4 separate regions of the Homo sapiens genome follow, and regions 2, 3 and 4 are each linked to region 1. A link is a contact called in ENCODE Hi-C or POLR2A ChIA-PET data. All regions are on one chromosome and are shown on one strand. Each heading gives the region's core, a stretch centred on a gene start or an enhancer-like site at or near the end of the contact. The rest is flanking DNA. Distances are from core to core; before and after follow the strand shown.

The links. Hi-C counts contacts between places; a loop is a spot of excess contacts on that map. ChIA-PET counts read pairs that join two places held with the same protein, here RNA polymerase II (POLR2A). Pooled maps may share reads with other maps.
Region 2: a loop to region 1 is called in a pooled map, with 6 times the contacts of the local background. The contact joins two enhancer-like sites. A Hi-C loop is called at or near these places in 2 of 37 single-sample maps with no recorded cell type and 3 of 50 pooled maps. POLR2A ChIA-PET finds 5 or more read pairs at or near these places in 1 of 52 experiments (OCI-LY7).
Region 3: a loop to region 1 is called in a map of naive thymus-derived CD4-positive, alpha-beta T cell, with 14 times the contacts of the local background. The contact joins the promoter of FBXO30 here to the enhancer-like site in region 1. A Hi-C loop is called at or near these places in 1 of 168 maps with a recorded cell type or tissue (naive thymus-derived CD4-positive, alpha-beta T cell), 2 of 37 single-sample maps with no recorded cell type and 8 of 50 pooled maps.
Region 4: a map of naive thymus-derived CD4-positive, alpha-beta T cell shows a loop between it and region 1 (7-fold over the local background). The contact joins two enhancer-like sites. A Hi-C loop is called at or near these places in 1 of 168 maps with a recorded cell type or tissue (naive thymus-derived CD4-positive, alpha-beta T cell), 1 of 37 single-sample maps with no recorded cell type and 6 of 50 pooled maps.

The regions. Positions count from the first base shown.
Region 1 is chr6:141,482,305-141,485,471 of GRCh38, reverse strand. No RefSeq gene overlaps it. Among named protein-coding and RNA genes, the nearest start is that of GJE1, 650 kb to the left of the region's middle. RefSeq lists an enhancer at 1,711-1,850. Within about 2 kb of position 1,696, at least 16 of the 41 ENCODE cell types and tissues checked have a DNase peak (open chromatin) inside an H3K27ac peak, as active enhancers do; they include OCI-LY7, where a contact is called at or near this core.
Region 2 is chr6:145,863,650-145,866,816 of GRCh38, reverse strand. The region is part of intron 2 of EPM2A-DT (EPM2A divergent transcript); the gene reads right to left. It also overlaps a transcript of SHPRH not described here. Among named protein-coding and RNA genes, the nearest start is that of FBXO30, 50 kb to the right of the region's middle. RefSeq lists an enhancer at 1,425-1,594. Within about 2 kb of position 1,521, at least 6 of the 41 ENCODE cell types and tissues checked have a DNase peak (open chromatin) inside an H3K27ac peak, as active enhancers do; they include OCI-LY7, where a contact is called at or near this core.
Region 3 is chr6:145,813,345-145,816,511 of GRCh38, reverse strand. It overlaps FBXO30 (F-box protein 30), which reads left to right and starts at 1,717. Exons shown (of 3, transcript NM_032145.5): 1 at 1,717-1,909. All of the region lies in intron 1 of EPM2A-DT (EPM2A divergent transcript), which reads right to left. RefSeq lists enhancers at 627-696, 1,754-2,308 and a silencer at 1,537-2,076.
Region 4 is chr6:138,454,264-138,457,430 of GRCh38, reverse strand. All of the region lies in intron 3 of NHSL1 (NHS like 1), which reads left to right. Among named protein-coding and RNA genes, the nearest start is that of MIR3145, 21 kb to the right of the region's middle. Within about 2 kb of position 1,595, at least 11 of the 41 ENCODE cell types and tissues checked have a DNase peak (open chromatin) inside an H3K27ac peak, as active enhancers do.

The sequences.
Region 1 (3,167 bases), core at 447-2,946:
TGGATATTTGCCACTCTCTTCTAGTAAATATCTGGTTTTCAAATAGATTATATGGTTATGTGAGAAAAATCCCAGAATTAAAAAAAAAATCAGTCCTATTAAATTAACCACATACCTCCATCACACCCAAAGTTCTTGCTGCTTTTCCTCATTCTTTCAAAAAAATTTTTTATGGTTTCAAAACTCCATGCTGATAGTTTTTATCTTTTGTAATGATATAAATCAAGAAAATATGTCAGGAAATAAAATTGATATAATTTCAATACATTTATTTTTATATTGTTTTATTTTGTATTAGACTTGATTTTTATGATAAAAGTCAATGAAAGTTATCAAAATTTAGAAAAATAAAAATGAGATGAAATGTATTAAAAGGAAATCTTTAGACAAATTTAAAGGAGTTTAATGAAGCAGAGAATTATTTGGGAATCCAGTAGCTCTCAAGAGCCAGCAGAGTGGTTCAGAGATCTCACTTCTGCAAAGTAGGTAGGCAGTACATATGGACAGAAAATGAAAGTAAGGTACAGAAACTGGTTGGTTACAGCTTAGCATTTTTTACTTGTTTGGACATGGTCTGATCAATTGGCAGCCTGTGATTGGCTGAAGCTAGTCGGCTGTGACTGGCTGAGACCTAGCAATTTGTTACAATATATACTCCTAAATTAGGCTTTCAGTTTGTTTAGTTAAATTGTAGTTTGTTATGTAGGGACCTACGGTACCGAGACAGCCTCAAGCCAAATTTAATTTAATTAAACAATCATCACCTCAATCTTAATCTTGGCAAAGGAAATACTAAAATAAGATGGGCCATTGAGGAATCTTTGAGCCTTCCAAGTAAAATGGCAAATTTCAAGTTACACTGCGTTACTACAGGAACTACAGAGGTTAGAGTTTTGATCAAAGACTTAAAAAATTGCCATCCAGTGAACAGATACCTGATTAAAGTTACCTCTAAAGAGGGCAAATATTTAATAAATGGCAACAAAGAGCTGGCCGGGTGTGGTGGCTCACGTATGTAATCCCAGAATTGTGGGAGGCCGAGGAAGGATGATCGCTTGAAGCCAGGAGTGGTAGACCAGCCTGGGCAACATAGTGAGACCCTGTCTCTACAAAAAATAAAAATAAATTAAAAAAATTAAAATAAATAAGTAAATAAATAAGAGCTCCCAGTTTTTGCTTTAATAACCCAGGCTTGAAATGTTGTGTTTTTTTTTCCATTGGAAAAAAAACATTTTAAGGTTTCACTTTATTTTTGCTGAATTGTTAACATTGCTGAGCTGATTTCACCTAAATTATGGTAAAGATTAATCAGAGACCCTAAACTCTGAAGGAAGTATCTTAACTATTTTTCCAGAACTCACTAACCGCAAGTCCTAGAAAACTCCCAAGGGCAAGTTTCATATTTCTGGCCATATTTTAAAACTGAAATCATTTTGAGGAAAATTCTAAAGCGTTTGAAGAGAAGCATCCAAAAATTTCAATTGCTTCTCTGAAACCTTGGAATCCTGCCTGTTAATAATCTCCATGCTCTTTGCTTAGAATTTACCCACAGAATTAACTGACAGGAAACTGCCCATCACCCTCCACCCTCCCAGTAAGACTGTGCCAAAACACTCATCAGAAGCCACAATGACAAAAATAGATCCAATTGACGACTATGCAGTGACTAAGAAACGGATGTACCGATTTAAGCTATCTTCATTATCTTCTTCCTTGTTTTGATGGCAAAAAGAAAGAGAAAGCTACGTAATAGCATCTGGGCAAAACAGCTTGTACACCAAGTTCTGCCCTATGTAATTTAAAATATTTGAGTTCTTATAACATCCCTGAAAAGCATGGCTTTTAATACAAACACCACATATATACAGTACAGATCATCTAACTATAGTCATGCTTCTGGGCAGAGCTTGCAGCAATAGCAAAAATAATAAAAGAAAATTCTCTTTGTACAGCTGAATGGCTGCACTAGAATTTTCAGTGTTCAGATGTAATTAGAAAACAGCTGTGAAGGAAAATCAATTGTTCCTGGTAGTCAATGGCTAATTTTCCACAATCAAAATAAAGAATGCAATATGACATGTTTGTAATGAGCAAGTAATTGTTTCTCTTTTGTTTATTGTTTTAACATTTTTCCCTTTATTTGTGGGAGCTGTCATTTGCTTGCTTTAGGACAACTTCTCCTAGTCTTTGCTTCTCCCATCCATATTTAAATACTAGCAACTGCCAAAGAGGCTATGCAGTCCAGCTCAGTTTATTCACGATTGCCTTGCTTATGATGGTGATTTGTGGACTTGCAAGGAAATATTGTCCTTGCTTTTATGAATTCACAATAAAGCTTCCATAAACGGAATGATTATTAAACACTAGCATTTATTCATGGGATTTAACTTTGATTCATTCTGCAAAGGTCTCATGTGTCAAAAAGATGCAGTTCCCAGAATTCATTGACCTGCTGCTCCAAGTGCGTCTGCATTGCAAAACAAAACAAAACTGAAACGACCACACGGCCCTTTTTTTATACCCTTCAATCATTGGCATAGACTGGACGGTATTGGTGTAGCAGATGGATAGAAAAGCTCAACCTCTATGGTGCACACTTGGAATTTAGATGGTTGGAAAATTAACTTAAATGCTAGAATAGACCAATGAGAGTAAAATTGTTTTATCATGCAAAAGAGTCTGGTTGAGAAACACCAAGAGGATTAACACTCCTAGGCTGCTTTCAGCTGATAGAAAAAGAAAAAAAAAATGCTTATATTATTTAGTGAAATTAATGTCTATATTATTCTTTTTCTACACTTATATTTTTCTGGAACATTCTTTGAAAGCAAATATAATTGCAGTTTCAGAGAATGAAATGAATAGTAAATAAGGACTGAATCTTAATTGCTGTGTGATCTTGGGACCATGTCTTAGTCTTGGTTTATCTCTATTTCTTTGTGAGAAAAATGATAATTAATATGTGAATATAGGTTCTTCCTCTTCTAATATTATTACATAAAATATATTAGTATATGAATATTTCCAAATTTTAAAGTTCTGGAGGAAAGACATTTTCCATTAAAAAAATGCATGATAAGCCATCAGTAGCCACTAAGTCATAACTAGTTTCATCACATCCATTTAAACCTGTGACTGACAATTTTCTGATAGTACTTCTGAATTTT
Region 2 (3,167 bases), core at 272-2,771, 4.4 Mb before region 1:
TTCCCTGAATCTCTGGTGGCAAAGGACCCAGAACTCAAGAAGCAAATCTTCCAGTCTCCTTTAAGCCTTCTCTTCCATAAGTGGCCTCCTCCCTGGAATTGGAAACCACTGTCAAGTATCTACGTCCCTGTTGGCCCAGCGTGAGACTTCTACACCTTTGGCTCTTTGAATGCCACCTGACATGAACCCTCTGGCCACTTGCAAAAGGAGGTCAGAGGTTGCTGCCACTCATGCTGCTAATAATGTCTGATAATGATAAAACCACGTCCTGTTTGTCTTGTATTTTATCATAAAGAGCACTTTGATGTGCAGATTCTCTTTCCAAGGTGTTAGGAAAACAAAAGTAGATAAGACACATTTTCAACCCTTAATGATCATTTCAATCCAGTTAATTATAACTCGTTTAATCCCAGAAATGTAGAAAGGAGGATAAGAGAGTTATTATTATCCCCATTTTCCAAATGAGGAAGCTGGGTGTTAAAAAATAATTTTCAGAAAAAGGTTAAAGTGTGACTTTCATACAGATATAAAAATGAATAGACGTTAAAGATTTTGTTTAACACATTCAATGAGGGAAGCAGACAGATGTTACAACCATTTCAAAAAAGAAGTCAAGAAGCACAAATTTATATGGCATAAAAGAATATTGAAATTAATGGCAAATGAAAGCAACTGTTTTTCCCCCTTGGGGATAAAGGTGAGGAAGAGGGAAGTCAATAGAGCTTGTGGTGCACAGGACAGAATTTGTGTGACTACCAGGTAAGTTTAACAAAGAGTTGTAAAATAGCTCCATGGAATCAGATCACCAGAGGAAGGATGCATAAATGCATAGATTTCCAAATAGGGCCTGGATGTGAATCTCAGACTTTCTGACACCAAATTCAGGTTTGTTTCACTCTACCACATTGTCCTAGCTTCTGCAAAAGGTGCTCTTTTGTCACCTTAAGTCAAAGAAAGTTACCAAAAAAGAAAAAAAATAGGAAATGAAAGCATAAAAGGTAAACTGGTCAGAGGTTTCCTGCTATTCTGCTTTGTTTAGAAATTCTCACTGAGGCAGCCAGTAAGCCAAGATGCAGCTGAACCCAACTCTTGGAGAGATTGCCCGGGCCTCTGCCCATACTGAGGCACAGCTCCTGAAATGAAGCCCGCTTCAGAACTTACTCAAATGCATGTTGCTTCTTATTGCAGCTGGACTAGTAGCTTGAACTGTGATGGAAATTAAACGTCTGCTTCTAAATCCTGACAGGAATCTCCTAAACAGGGTCAAAGGCCACCTGTCTTAGTCAGCTCAGGCTGCCATAACAAAATACCATAGACTCAGTGGAAACAATAGATTTTATTCGTTCATTCATTTATTCATCCATTTTCACACAGTTCTGGAGGCTGGCAGTCCAAGATCAGGATGTCACATGGTTGGGTTCTGGTGAGAACTCTTTTTAGCAACCATCTTTTCATCTACTTCTATGTCCTCACATGGGAAAGAGAAAGTGAAAGCTCTCTGGTATCTCTTTATAATGGCACTAATCTCACCATGAGGGCTCCACCTTCATAATCTCATCTAAATCTAATATCTCCCAAAGGCCCCATCTCTAAACGTCATAACATTAGGGGTTAGGACTTCAATAGTTGAATTTGCATGGGGAAATAATTCCATCTATAGCAATGCCAATATGTGAACTAACTAACAGGCTTAAGCCAGGTACCTGAGATGGTCACAATTATGGGCAAGAAGATGTTCAATCCAAATAATGAAATTATAGCAGTTTACAAAAATGTTACAATTTATGTTTCTGAATGTTCCATACTAGAAATAAATAGAAAGGCACCACGGTCTCAAAGTGTGTGTGTGTGTGTGTGTGTGTGTGTGTGTGTGAGTGTGTGTGTTTATAAATTTTATTTGATAGTTTCAAATTACTAGGCTGAAGAAAGAAGAACATTAGCAAAAAATGATAGTGGCATTAATACATTTGCTCACTACTAATGACCTAAAACGTGGCAATTCAAAAGGAACAAATAATTATTTCAGTGTAGACTGTCACAGAATCTAGGGCATCATCAAACTTTGATCCCTTTGGGCTTTTTACTTGGAAAGAATGCAGTTTCTCTTTTTTTTTAACCTTAGCTTTATTCTCCAAACATTTTAAAATTTAATTCATGGGCTATTATTTTGTTCATAAGCTAAGTGGCTTACCCAAAAAAAAAAAAAAAAAAATTTCTTTCTTTGTACCAGATTGCTAAATACAGCCTCTTTCCAAGAGGCTTTATTGTTTTGTTGTTGCTGTTTTTATTTTTTATTTTTTAATTTTTAATTTTTTATTTCCACAGGTTTTTTGAGGAACAGGCGTTATTTTGTTTTCATGACATCACCCCATTCTCCCACCCCTGGTCCCTGACAACTGCCATTCTACAGTTGAGAGATTTGGTGATTTGTGAGTTGTTTTTTATTTACTTTAAAAATTTTTTGATTTGTTTTTTATCATCTTTTTCAATTTAGAGATGTTTTGCACAAGTAAAAATTATGGGGCTTATTCAGTAATACATGTCTGTAAGGAATAAACATTAAGAAACCCAAATTAGGGTCTAAATTAAGGAATTGTGAAACATGAAGAATAAAGAAATGAGGAAGTGAGAATATAGATGATAGACCTAAGAGATTTGTCTTAAGTTATGGTCATACGACAAGGAGAGGGGAAGTGATCTAATTTGTCAACAAGATGAAATAATAAAGCACTCACATAAAGAAATGTAAGTTTATATATGATGGTTTGCTTTGCAGGTTTCCTGGGACCACAGCACAAGCCAGACACTCACATGATGCAAATTACTTATGTGGATAAATAATAGATATGCACATATCACAAGATATTTTAACAAAATCTATTTAGCAACAATTTGCTAGTAATACACTATGAATAATCATAATTCTTCATTGACTTATATCCTACCGAGTCTCAGTCCTGCTTTCTGACAGCCAGCTCCTTAATGAATTACTAAGGACAGTAGGAAGCAGCCGCCAGAAGATGCTGCTTGTGAAATTTACCCTCTCGAAAACACTTTGATCATGTCTCTTCCCTAATTACAAACCTTTACTGGCCCCTCTTTGACATTGACCACGTCCTGAACTCCTAAAGAGGCAAAAATTTGTCCTTTATTAACTAGCCCAGTCC
Region 3 (3,167 bases), core at 468-2,967, 4.3 Mb before region 1:
TCCTCCACTTATTATAGTTCACGGTGTACACAGAAACCTTTAGGCTGAACGTAAAATATGTAAGGAGGCTGCTTTAGGCTAAACTTGATTTAACAGTAACTAGGGATGAAGGTGAAAGAAAAAAAGGATTTTAAATAATTGTCTGGACATGGAAAATTATTGAGATGAAGGGACAAAGAAGACAATGAGGTTTCCAACCTGAATGACTCAACTTCAGGCGAGTGAGGGTGACCTAGTGTCAGCTAGGTGACTTAGTAAAAGGTAAAGCCCCAGATCTCAATAAGTATAATTAGAGATTCACAGAATTTTAAAGCTGGAAAGGGCTCTAGAGATAATCTATTTTAGATCCTTTATAAGAGGACAGCTAAAGCAAAACAAAGGTCTGTGACTCAATCCAGGACAGTGAGCATTGAGCGGGGCTATAGTGTAGCAGCACCTACATCCTCTCCCACTGGGCCATCCTGCCTGTTTCCCCATCCTGACCATGTAGCTCTCTGGACAGTGGCTCTCAAGGTCTGAACCGAGGACCAGAGCCTGTCTACAGCCAAATCAGGCAAAATAAGGGGAACAGATAATTTTTCAAAAAGTTAATCATTTAAGGAATCAACCTTTACTCTGTAATCTAAGTTCCTAACTCAGTTTTTGTTTTGTTTTGTTTAATTTACGGATCTGAAAAACCCACAGGCTTTCTCTGTAGGATAGCAAATTATGTGTGAGCTCTCTTTCCCAAAGCACAACAGCAAGGGGTAAAGATGCAGCCACAAAAAGGATGACAACAGTGTTTTCCTGGCTCTGCCCCCATCCCCACTGCCAGGATTACAACCATCTTTCCTTTGTTGTAATTCTCTTGCGACGGGGTGGGCAGGAGTCCCCGACAGAGGGGTGGGGGCGGGTGAGCGGCTCCCAACACCCAGAGCTCGGAATCACTGTCCCTCGGCCGTAGACCAAGGCTTGGTGGTGGTAGCGGGGGCGTGGACATCCATCCATTCTTTGATACAGCCCTGTGGGATTTCTTTACTCCCCAGTCATATGTAAGGTACACTGCAAAAGCGGCTTCAAGTCCCCTCCCCAGCTAATTACCTTCGCGGAATGACGCCTCGGCCCCTCACAGAAGCAGACCCTGGTGGGCTGTCCCGTCCGGGCTCCAGAGAGGCTCCGCCGCCCGCCGGGATCCAGGGCTGAGCTCTCCCGGGGGGAGGTAAAACCCGACAGGGGATAACGGGTCACAGCACCGTCCTGGCACTAAGTCACGGGACTTGGGCACGCTGAGTTAGCCGGCGGGAAGGCCTGTGGCGGCAATCACCAAAGGTCGAGCAAGGGCGCACCCATTTCCTCCAAAAATGAGCTAAAGGGAAAGCAGTGCCCCAGAGTCAAGGGATCGGGGCTGCTGCTCCTTCGACTAGCGGCGCGAACAAGTCATGCTACTTGGGCCTGTTTCCTCAACTGTAAAATGAGGGGTCTAGGATTCCCTCTGGGAATGTACGATTCTAAAATCGAACAGGGTTTGGTAGCACCGCCGGGGCGGAGCCTTACGGGGCGCCGCGGGAATCCAACGACAGGACTCGCCACAGTGGGAGCTCTCTCCAGACCCTACTCTAGCCACGACGCTGCGGGGTCAGAGGGCGGCGTGCGCGTCCCCGCCGGGACTGCGTGCGCGTCCCCGCCCAGCTGTCGGCAGAAGCCGGGCCGGGTGGGCGGGGCGCAGCGGGGCGGGGCGCGCGAGGAGGGTGGCTGCCTCTGGAGCAGGCCGGGAGAAGAGAAAAGGCGGCGGCCCGGCTGGGGAAGAGGGGCGGAGGAGGCGGTTCGGACGGCTGTGTGGGGTACGGAGCGTCGCCGGGACAGAGCGGAGCAGCTGGGCACGGCGTCCAGGGCAGCTAGGGCCTGGGCCGCGGTTCGGCCGCGCCGGCCGGTGAGTGACGGGAGGCCCGCAGGGGAGGCCGGCGCCGTCCGCGCTGCGGCGGGGACGAAGGCAGCGGCCGGGCAGTTTGAGGCCGCGGCCGGGACCGAGGCGCTGGCGCTGGCGGCCGTGGGGTTGACGGGCCCGGCCTGGAGCAGAGGAAAGGCGGCTGACCCCGGTCCATGCGCGTCCCGGGTCGGCCGTCCGGGCGCCCTGAGAGGGCGTCCGCCGCGCTCGTGTCCTCGCCGGGCCGCATGCCGGGCCAGCCGTTGAGGTCAGCAAATGGCGACTTAAGCCTCGAGGGCACCGACCTCCGTGTCCCCCCCAGTTTGTGTGTCTTTGTATTGGGAAGGGACGAAGGAGGAGTTAAACTTAGGGAACCCTAAGCTTCTCGTTCCGTCTGGTTTTTAGAAACTTGGGTTATTTGGGGACAAATGGCTTAAAGTAAGACTGGGGAGGCATCATCCACTGTCTGCACGGGATGAGCAAAGTTGGTAACTTTGCCATTCATGGAAGTGAGAGGATCTTAGCCTTAGCCTCGGTCCTTATTAAAGGGGAACTTCCTTATTTTGCAGACCTGAGGTTATTTGTGTTGTTCCAAGACCTGCGCCTTGGAACTCCTTTGCTTGGAAGGGGTTTATAGAGCGCGTGCTGAATTCAAAGTAATCTGCCAGTATGTTTTTAACGGGTATATTTGGGAGTATAGAGGCAAAGAGGCAAAACAGTATGTGTTTACCAATGTCCTAGTACTCCATTTCCCTCTCCCTTTCTCTTGTTTTTCTTATTGAGCCCTGTTGTAAGTCCCAGATAAAAGATGCTTGGGAACGAATTGACCTTTTATTCCATGATTACTTCGTTGACTCTGATCCAAGATGAAGTTATTTATGGGCATTCTGATATCGGTGTAGATTAATTTAAAATCTTTTAATACAAAATCCCAAACTTTTTAAATTTTAATTTCCATTTGCTAAATTTCAATACTGTTTGTTCTTTAGAGACCTATGGAAATTATATTAACAGGTTTTGCATTTGCTCATACTAAGGTTTTCCAAAGCAGTCCAATTGTTGACATGGCAAAAGGAAAAGAGTAGCATAAAATAAACCTTTAGGATTTTTCAGAGGGTTAGATTTCAATATGCGGTTTCCGCTGAATCACTCTTCTTCATGCTTAGTCACTGTTTCTCATCACAAAAGTTTAATTGGGGATAACATGGTGTTTTGCTGACTTTTTAAATTGCCAATTTGTTTTTACCTAGCACTTTAATGCCGT
Region 4 (3,167 bases), core at 346-2,845, 3.0 Mb after region 1:
CTAGAATAATTATCTTCATTATCCTAATGTGAAACACCAAGTAGGACTCTATGTGTTATGTTATGAAGAAAGATGTTTTGCTAACGAGATCCACACATATCTTTGATGTTCAAAGTGGGAATATAGTGTAGCAAGAAGAAAATTGTTGAAAATATTTCCAATTGTATATGTTATGCATATCATCTAAACATAAACATGATGCATTGAAAAAAATACTGTTGGCAAAGCAATTTAGAAATTCCAGAAAATAAGCCAGGCATGGTAGTGTGTGCCTGTAATCCCAGCACTTTGGGAGGCTGAGGCAGGCGGATCCCTTGAAGTCAGGAGTTCCAGACTAGCCTGGCCAACATGGTGAAACCCTGTCTCTACTGAAAATATAAAAATTAGCCAGGCGTGGTGGCATGCACCTGTAGTCCCAGCTACTCAGGCTGAGGCAGGAGAATTGCTTGAATCTGGGAGGTGGAGGTTGCAGTGAGCTGAGATCGCACCACTCCACTCCAGCCTGGGCGGCAGAGTAAGTGAGACTCCATCTCCAAAAAAAAAAAAAGAAAGAAAGAAATTCCAGAAAATACCTTTTCATTCAACTCTGAAATCAAAGAGTACACCATTGCTTTGTGTACTGTTTTTGACTTTTTTCTCTTTTCAGTTTTCAGCATATGCCAAGTACTGCCAAAGAGGTTCTTGCATTTGAAGGCAGGTCAGTTATCAGTGCGAAAATACTTACTGTGAGTCGATAGGGAATTTTTCCACCTGCCATTATCGGAAGTTATATTTGATGATACGTTCACTGAATCTGGGAAACCTTCACAGAATCCCCATTGTCTTAGCAGAAAGGATATCAATCATGAGTTATGCAATCTCTTGTGTAAAATTCACCCCTAAAGAGATGTATTAGATCTAGATTTTTGGCAGTAAACAGTTGGCTTTAATAGTCGTGACAGAAATCGAAATTTCCCTGTTTCCTGTTATTCTTTGAACTGGCATGTCAGCTTCTGTTTTAGGCTTTGTTGATAAGAAATATTTAAATCAAAGGAAGACTTTGAAGAAAAGGCAGTAACCTTGCTGCCATACCTGTAAACACAGGAGGCTTATTTAACATGATGCTTGAGAGCGTAGGTTTGGGGCAGCTTTTCCACCTGTCAGAGCTCAGTGGCCTTGGATAAGTTGCTTTCGTCTGTGAGGTTCAGGTTCCTCAACTGTAAAGAGATAAAAACCACATGTTCCGGTTTGCTTAGAACAGCCCTGGTTTACAGCTGTTATTCTGTGTAATTATTAATTGCACCCCCTTTCACTCTCAGAGGTGTTCTGGTTTCGATAAAATTACATAGTTACCCTAACCTACCTTGGAGAGTTGGTGTGAGGTTGAAGTAAATTAATGTTTGTGAAACCCTTAGCACAGTGCCTGGCACAGACTAGATGCTCAGATGATGATGATAAGTATTGTTAAGCTGATTGGTATTTCAAACCACGCTTCAAAGAAAATGATTCAATAGACAATGTCTGTTTTTATAAAAATTTGGCCACTCTCCCAATCATCTCGTCTTTTGTTCCACCCACATAGAATTTCCTGCCCAAGGCAATAAATTTGAGAGGTTTCAGCAGCTACTGACGAATTTCTGATTGTCATGGCTTTACAGGTTATCTAGGTGTGGCACTACCAGTGTTTATGCTATTGCTAGCTTGTTCATCGGGGTACACGTTAGGATATAGAACTTTTTCACAAATTAGATCTTATTTTCCACAAACAGCCCCATGAAACAGATTATTTTAATAGCTATTACTATTATTTTAATCTGGAAATGGAGACTCAGAAATATGAAATGGCTTTCTCAAGATCACATAGCTCGAAAGCACCAGGAAGCATGCGAAGGCGGGGCTCCTTGCAGGGAGCATGTGAAGGCGGGGCTCCTTGCAGGGAGCATGTGAAGGCGGGGCTCCTTGCAGGGAGCATGTGAAGGCGGGGCTCCTTGCAGCTCATTTCTTTTCATCGCACCATGCTGGTTAAGCAAAAGGGCAAGATTACTCAGTTACCTCAATTCCTCCTCATTATGCCCAATTTTGTCATCTCTTATTCCTCTTTGACTTGTCTGGTATGCTTCACTCAATTTTTTTTTCCCCCAAAAAAGTTTTTAAGTGCTACTTGGTCTCAGTATATGGATCCCATTCTTGGCCTAGGGCAGCTTACAGTCGAGAAGTGATTACTCCATGTCCAATCATGTGTTACTGGGTCTCTGTGAGTAATTTCAGGAAACTGTAGAAACACAAATGAGTCAATGCTCACTGCTCTGCAGTTATGGCACCTTCTTATTCCATGCCATTGCAGACAAAAATGAGAAAATTGGGGTCTGTCATTCCCACGCCTTTTTGCCTGCAAACCAGTGAGAATGTCTCCAATGACCCATTCCAGTTTCTCTTGCTGTTTCCATCCCACTACTCTATAATCAGGGTCTGTTTATACCTGCCTTCTCTTCTAGATTAATGGACAGCATCCCTATCTTGTTGATCTCTGTGTTTCCAGTATGATGCCAAGCACTTGGCACATGGAAAGGCTCAGGCGCCAGGGACTGTGCTCAGTGCTGTATGTGAATATATTCAGTATTTATTGCAACCATGCAAAGTAGCTTTGATTATGCCCATATCATGGATGAGAAAACTGTATCTTGGAGAGATTAGATCACTTGCCTAAGATCACATAGTTTTTAAATACTGAAACAAGATCTTTCTTTATTAAAACGCCTTTTATTGAAGTATAACTTACATAAAATAATCTATACATATTTAAAGTATACAACTTAATAAATTTTGACATATGTATACACACAGGAGACCATTACCATAATCAAGAGAGTGAACACATCTATCACCCCTAAAAGCAAAACCAGGATTTAAACCTAGACTTACGACTCTAGAGCTCATGTTTTTCCCCCAGTAATGACTGTATGGGGAGTAGAGCCTTTGCCACAGTCCTTTCCTCCTAACCATTCTCATTCTCTTATGGGGAGTTTTGCATTGTTGAGATAATACAAAGAGCATCTTTTACAACCCAATTGTCCATCAATAAAAAATGTGAATAAATTAGTACTGGAGTGGAATGTATACCCCAGTGAAATGAATGAATTACAGTTTCACACAACTACATGGATGTGTCTTAGAAAGATAATAGTAAG